2 separate regions of the Homo sapiens genome follow, and region 1 is linked to region 2. Evidence: chromatin loops called from intact Hi-C (ENCODE). Cell type or tissue: chondrocyte. All regions are shown on one strand. Each heading gives the region's core, and the rest is flanking DNA. Links, peaks and the distances in the headings are about the cores only. Region 1 has its middle 17 kb from the start of CRYBB2. Region 2 overlaps GRK3 (G protein-coupled receptor kinase 3).

Region 1 (2,920 bases), core at 159-2,658, 470 kb before region 2:
CTTCCTTGAGGAAAAGACTCGAGCTGAGATCTCAAGGAGGAGTAGAAGTTGCAAGGGTAAAGAGGCCAAAGAAGAGTGTCCTGATGACAGTGGCACGTGCAAAGGCCCTGTGGTGGGAGGAGCCTGGTAGCTCTGAGAAACTCCACAAAGGCACGGTGGTGGCTGGAATGCAGAGATGGGGGGGGGGGTGGCACATGGAAAACCCTGTTAAAGTGGTTAAAATGATTATCATAAAGGTGGAAATTAGTAAGTGCTAAATAAATGTTACTCTCATCCATTTCTTCATTGATTCTTCAATCAATATCTATTGAGTGCCTATTTCACTCCTGGAACTGGGCAGAGTAGGGATACAAAGTAAAACAGATTCCCTGCCCCTAGAAGCTCTCACTCTGGGGGGATTGTAATAGTTGGAGAGTAGAGCAATGGTGATTATTATGGGTTGAATGAGAACCCCCCAAATTCATATGCTGAAATCCTAATCCTCAATACCTTAGAGAATGTGACCTTATTTGGAAACTGGGTCATTGCAAGTGCAGTTTTTTTTATGCGATAGGGTCTCACTCCGTTGTCCAGGCTGGAGTGTGGTGGCACAATCATATCTCACTGCAGCCTCCAACTCCTGGGCTTTCAAGTGATCCTGTTGCCTCAACCTCTGGAGAAGCTGAGACCGCAGGCGTGTGTGACCACACCTGCTAACTTTTTTATTTTTTATTTTATGTAGAGATTTGGGGGGTGGGGGGGTGTCTTACTGTGTTGCCCAGGCTGGTCTCGAACTCTTGGCCTCAAGCAATCCTCCCGTCTCCACCTCCCAAAGTGCTGTGACTGCAGGTGTGAGCTACCATGCCCGGCCAAATGTAATTAGTTATTTTAAGAGTAGATCACACTGGAGTAGTGTGGGCCCCTAATGGAATGTGACTGGTGTCTATGAAAATGGGAAACTTGGAGACAGCCACGCACACAGGGAGAATGTCATGTGAAGATGATGGGGTGATGTTTCTGCAAGGCAAAGAGTGCCGCAGATTGCCGGCCACCCACCAGAGGCTAGGAGAGAAACACGGAGAAGATTATCACTCGCAGCCCCCAGAGGGACCCGACCCTGCCAAAGCCTTGACCTCGGATTTCCAGCCTTCCTGGTGACTTTCCTAGAGAGTGCCCTGTCCGTCCTCGCTGGCCCTTTCTTCCCGTCCTCAAGGCGACACTTCCCCTGCAGCCACCAGGTGTCAGCAAAACGTCATCCTCGGGGCTCCTGGCCGGGCGGCCCGAGCTGCGCAGGCCCTGATTGGAGGCAAGCGCCGTCAGTCACAGGCGGGCAGCCCACGCTGGGCGGGGCCTCCGCGCCTCGCCTCCCTCAGTAGGGAAACTGAGGCTCAGAGGGCCTGGAGCTCAGACAGTCTTGCCCCTGGGCCGCTGACAGTGCCTGGGCAGGCCTCTAGAATCCCGTGTCTTTCTGCAGCCTTGCTTTCCAAAACTTGTTGGGAGGGGGAGAAAAAAAAATCAAATCCACCAACCATTCTTTGCCTTAGGAAGGTTATTCCAAGATTCCGAAGCGCTTTCTCACTCACGATGTCACTGGAAGCCGCGGAGCAAAGCCCGCCACTCAGGTAGGTGACAGAGCAACCGCTCCGTGCTTCAGTTTCCTCTAAAATGGGAGCAATAATAGTGCCGCTCAGAGGATTGCAGTGAAGAGTCCAGGACATGACGCTTGTGAAGTTTAGGGCAGAGCCAGGCACACAGCAAGGCCCTGGGTAAAGGAGCGCAGTGTGAGAAGTGCTCAGAGGTGGCTGTGGGGGTCGGGGTGGGAGCAGGGAAGGCTCCCGGGAGGAGGAGGCTTGGGTTTTGTAAGAGGAGTAGGAGTTTGCCAGATGGCCTGGATGGAAACCCCTTCCACATGTTCATTCACCAACTCATTCATTCCTGTCACAAAATTACAACAAATTTAGTTTAAAGGCCTTAATTGACTTTTGTTTGTTTGTTTCTTTTTGTTTTTGTTTTTGAGATGGAATCTCGCTCAGTCACCCAGGCTGGAGTGCGGTGGCACGATCTCAGCTCACTGCAACCTCCACCTCCCGGGTTTAAGCAATTCTCCTGTCTCAGCCTTCGGAGTAGCTGGGACTACAGGTACATGCCACCACCCCCGGCTATTTTTATTTTTGTATTTTTAGTAGAAAGGGGGTTTCACCATATTGGTCAGGCTGGTTTTGAACTCCTGACCTCAGATGATCCACCCGACTCGGCCTCCCAAAGTGCTGGGATTACAGGCGTGAGCCACCGCGCCCAGCCCTTAAATGACTTCTATTTGCCATTCTAGAATTGGGCAACACCTCATTCTGTAAAGTAGAATGTGTGTCCAGATGAGTTGAACAGAAGAGATTTCTTTACAGATGGCAATGGGCAGAAGGAAGAAGACACAGAGAACAATAAAGCAGAATGGTCCTTTCAAAGTTACTTTCGTTGTAAAGGTTAAATCCTAGGGAACTTCGTTCTCCTATCGGCTGAAACTGGAAGGCAGGGCAAACACCTTGGTTTGGGCTTGCTGGTGTGGCACGTAAGCACGAGCAACTCCATTTTGGTTTGGTCTGTGGGGCCTAGGGCAGGAGCTCAGTCCAAACCAATGGCTCCTATAAACTTCTTGAGCACTCCCATCTTCCTCCTGCCGCCCTTCCTCTGCTTCCCTCTTCTTCTTTGCCCTTTCCCTGCTCTTCCTCCTGGTCCTATGGTTTCTCCTGCTCTGCAGCCCCACTTTTCTCCAACCTCCACCTTCTCTCCTTCCTCTCCTCCTCACTGTCATGTCCCCAGGGTCAGCTCAATCCCAGATGCAGCCACTCAGCCAGGCCCCAACCTCATCCCCTAGCCTGATGTGGTGGAGGGACGGGCAGCTGGAGCAGGTGGGCTTATGAAGGTGGACAGACGCTGTCTCTAA
Region 2 (2,920 bases), core at 246-2,745:
GGATTACAGGCGTGACCCACCGCGCCCGGCCTCTTTTGGGTATTTTGAAATTAACTTTTGATGTGAGAGTTTTTAATCACATAATTTTTTGAACCCATTGTTTGCCCATGAAAATGATGTAGAGCTAACTTGGGCAGGATGTGTGTTTTCCCATCATTTATAATGTCCTGAACAATTTTCCAACTCATTTAGGGGAAACGTGCAGCTGTTCCATTCTATCTGTAGTTCAGAAAGCTGCACTTGACCACAGGACATGTGAATTCTTTTCCCACAACGCTCCCTGATGCAGCCAGCATGTTGCATGGGAAGAGCTTGGCCGTGCCTTGTAAGCTGTTGACAGGCCTGTTACTGTCTCCTATTTAAAGCGGCTGCATCAGGGAGCAGCTGCGATCACACAGGATCTGTGCACACCACGTGCCTCACTCAGAATGGAGATTATTACTATCATAGGTTTTCTTTAACGTTTTTCAAAATAGAAACCAAGTCTTTGGCTTTGTTCACAAAGAATAATCAAGAATATATTGGAAACAGATGTGCATCAAGATTTCAACTTGAAAGACCAAACTGTCTGAACATGGCAGCATAGACTTGAATAGCTGAAGAGCATTTTCTGATAATTTCTCATTGAGCCGGACATGGAATCGCTATATTTATAAATGGAATTTGTAGCAATGGGGCCCATGTGCTGGAAATGGTTTTGGCACCACTAACTTTAACTCCAAGTCCCCTCGCAAGCCTCCCTGTGGTCTCATGAAAGACTTTTTAAATTTAGCACAGAGCGCTTGTGTCAGAACACAGCAGGCTGCAAGTACATCGGGACCAGATGCAGGAGTGGGGTCCTCTGGCTTTGCACGCAGGAGCCAGGTCCGAGGGATTTGTCAAAACACCAGGAGATCTTCACTTAATCCCTTTTTATACATTAAGGAACATCGTCGGGTGGAAACAGCTAAGTGTCAAGCAGGGAGACTAAGGTTTTCATAAGATTTGATAAACTTTCATTCCTTTTCTCTGCAACCTCAAACATGTTAATATTTCTGTGCATTTTGTATAAAAGAATGATACAAGTATGTTTTTAAAAATTATAAATAACAGATATTGTTTGCTTTTATATCTGCTTTTTAAATGTGGTAATTGTACATTTTTTCCTTGGAAATAAGGCAAAAAGAATATTTCCAATCAAAATCTGTTTTAAAAGTTAACAAATGCTTGCTGGGTGCTAATTTACCTTGTTTTGATCTTTTTTTTTTTTCCCAAATTAATGCTTTTAAGAGATGGCAATTAGTTTGTGTTTCACTGCATGATATGGAAGGAAATAAAGGACTAGAGTGCCCTCTCTTGTACAAAAAGAAAATTAAAGTGTTTCAGACAATAAATGGCCTGAAATGTAATAATCTCAAAAGATAGTTCAATGTATAACCTAATTAATTCAGTAGGATGACCAGCTCAGTAGCAGTAAGTAGCAGTGCAAGATAAGTGGCATTTTAATTCTTTTTTAGAATCTCTGATTTATGTGTTCAACATTCTAATCCATTTTATGGAGTTAATATTAAAATATTTTGCATAATATCCTGCCTGCCTCAGATTATGTCATATATGCCTTATAAATAAATTTATAAGATGACTACTTTGTAGGCACATCTTGTTATAAGAAAAGTCAATCATATGTGTCCCTTTAATTTTCAAAATGAAAAATAAACCATGGTAATTTAGTTTGCATATTTAATAGTGTCTTTTAATGATAAGATTTCCTTTGAAAGCCAGCTTCTCCAAAGTTTTTAAAACATGAGAGTGAGAATAATCTGTTTTACATAGTTCACCAAGTAGACATTCATTTCATAAAGTAAGAGTTATCTTTATTAATTTCACCAGTGGTTACTGTATTAGGTACCTACCGTGTACTGCCATTGTCTTGGCTACTTGCATAGATGTCACTTTAGTTTTTCCCTTCACTGCTTCTGTGAAGTATGCGGCTTGATCCCCGCTTTACAGATGAAGAATTGATACTGAAGGTTTCTATGTGGCTGACAGTCACTAAACCAACAAGTCACAACTTGAACCCAGCTTTTCTGACTCTGGAGTCGGGTTCTGCACAGGGAAAACAGGAAGCGCTCAGAGCTGTGGAGAATCTGCTGGTGCACGGTTAGTTTCTGTTTTCATCAAAGGGATGTATTACTTAAAATGACTGGTTTCTAGGGGTGAATCATTTCATCTCCTTCATGTTTTGGTTCAACTGCTGTTCCTTGGGCTGTTTGAGGGACCAATATCCATTTTTCTGAAAAATGTACATGAAAGTTATTGTTTAGCTCGAACTCTCATATGACAAATGTTATATAAATGACTTTTATTCTCATGATTACCTGTTGGCTAGTTATATATTCTTTTCTAATGATGTTTCCATTGGAACAGCGTATTTTAGGGCCACAAGTTCACTGAAGTGAGATTCAGGCAGTTCAAGTAAGATACAAGTCTTGCTATTTCAGGACCTAGCATTTATTCACCAGTTCTTCCATGGAAATGATAAATGTTTACGGCTTTTGCATTTCTCCAGTTTTGAATGAATAGTGATAGGACATCATACTTTACCCAAATATTAGTCAGTGATATGTTCTATATCACCTGATGCCATATTTTGATAGAACAATTCTTTATTTCTACAGTCACAGCCCTTTCAGACAACATAAAACCAAAGACAAGCATGAAATTGACCGAATGACACTCACCGTGGTAAGGGGATTCAAAACTGTATTCTTGTCTGTATGGTAATTGTCATGCTTCATTCCGTCAATAATAAAAAAATGCTATTACATAAAATGTTATAGGAAATATAAAATTATGTATAGACATAATAAAAATTTGCTTTCTTGAAACAAATAAATGCAGATACAATTTCTAAAAGAATTTCTAGGGGAAACATTAATGG

The links. Hi-C counts contacts between places; a loop is a spot of excess contacts. Peaks named below come from ENCODE experiments on the same cell type or tissue, not always from the same donor. Only the 100,000 strongest peaks of a DNase experiment are listed, where the experiment ranks them.
Region 1: it touches region 2 in a loop (4-fold over the local background); 6 of 110 quality-filtered maps call a loop at or near these places.

Annotation. Positions count from the first base shown.
Region 1 is chr22:25,234,790-25,237,709 of GRCh38, forward strand. No RefSeq gene overlaps it. Among named protein-coding and RNA genes, the nearest start is that of CRYBB2, 17 kb to the left of the region's middle. In chondrocyte, for the core only: CTCF peaks have their summits at 1,216 (motif pointing right) and 1,416; a DNase peak (open chromatin) is centred at 1,242.
Region 2 is chr22:25,700,853-25,703,772 of GRCh38, forward strand. It overlaps GRK3 (G protein-coupled receptor kinase 3), which reads left to right. Exons shown (of 21, transcript NM_005160.4): 14 at 2,658-2,724. Among named protein-coding and RNA genes, the nearest start is that of MYO18B, 40 kb to the right of the region's middle. RefSeq lists enhancers at 2,066-2,165, 2,715-2,920. In chondrocyte, for the core only: CTCF peaks have their summits at 1,315 (motif pointing left) and 1,517; no DNase peak of the experiment used is centred there.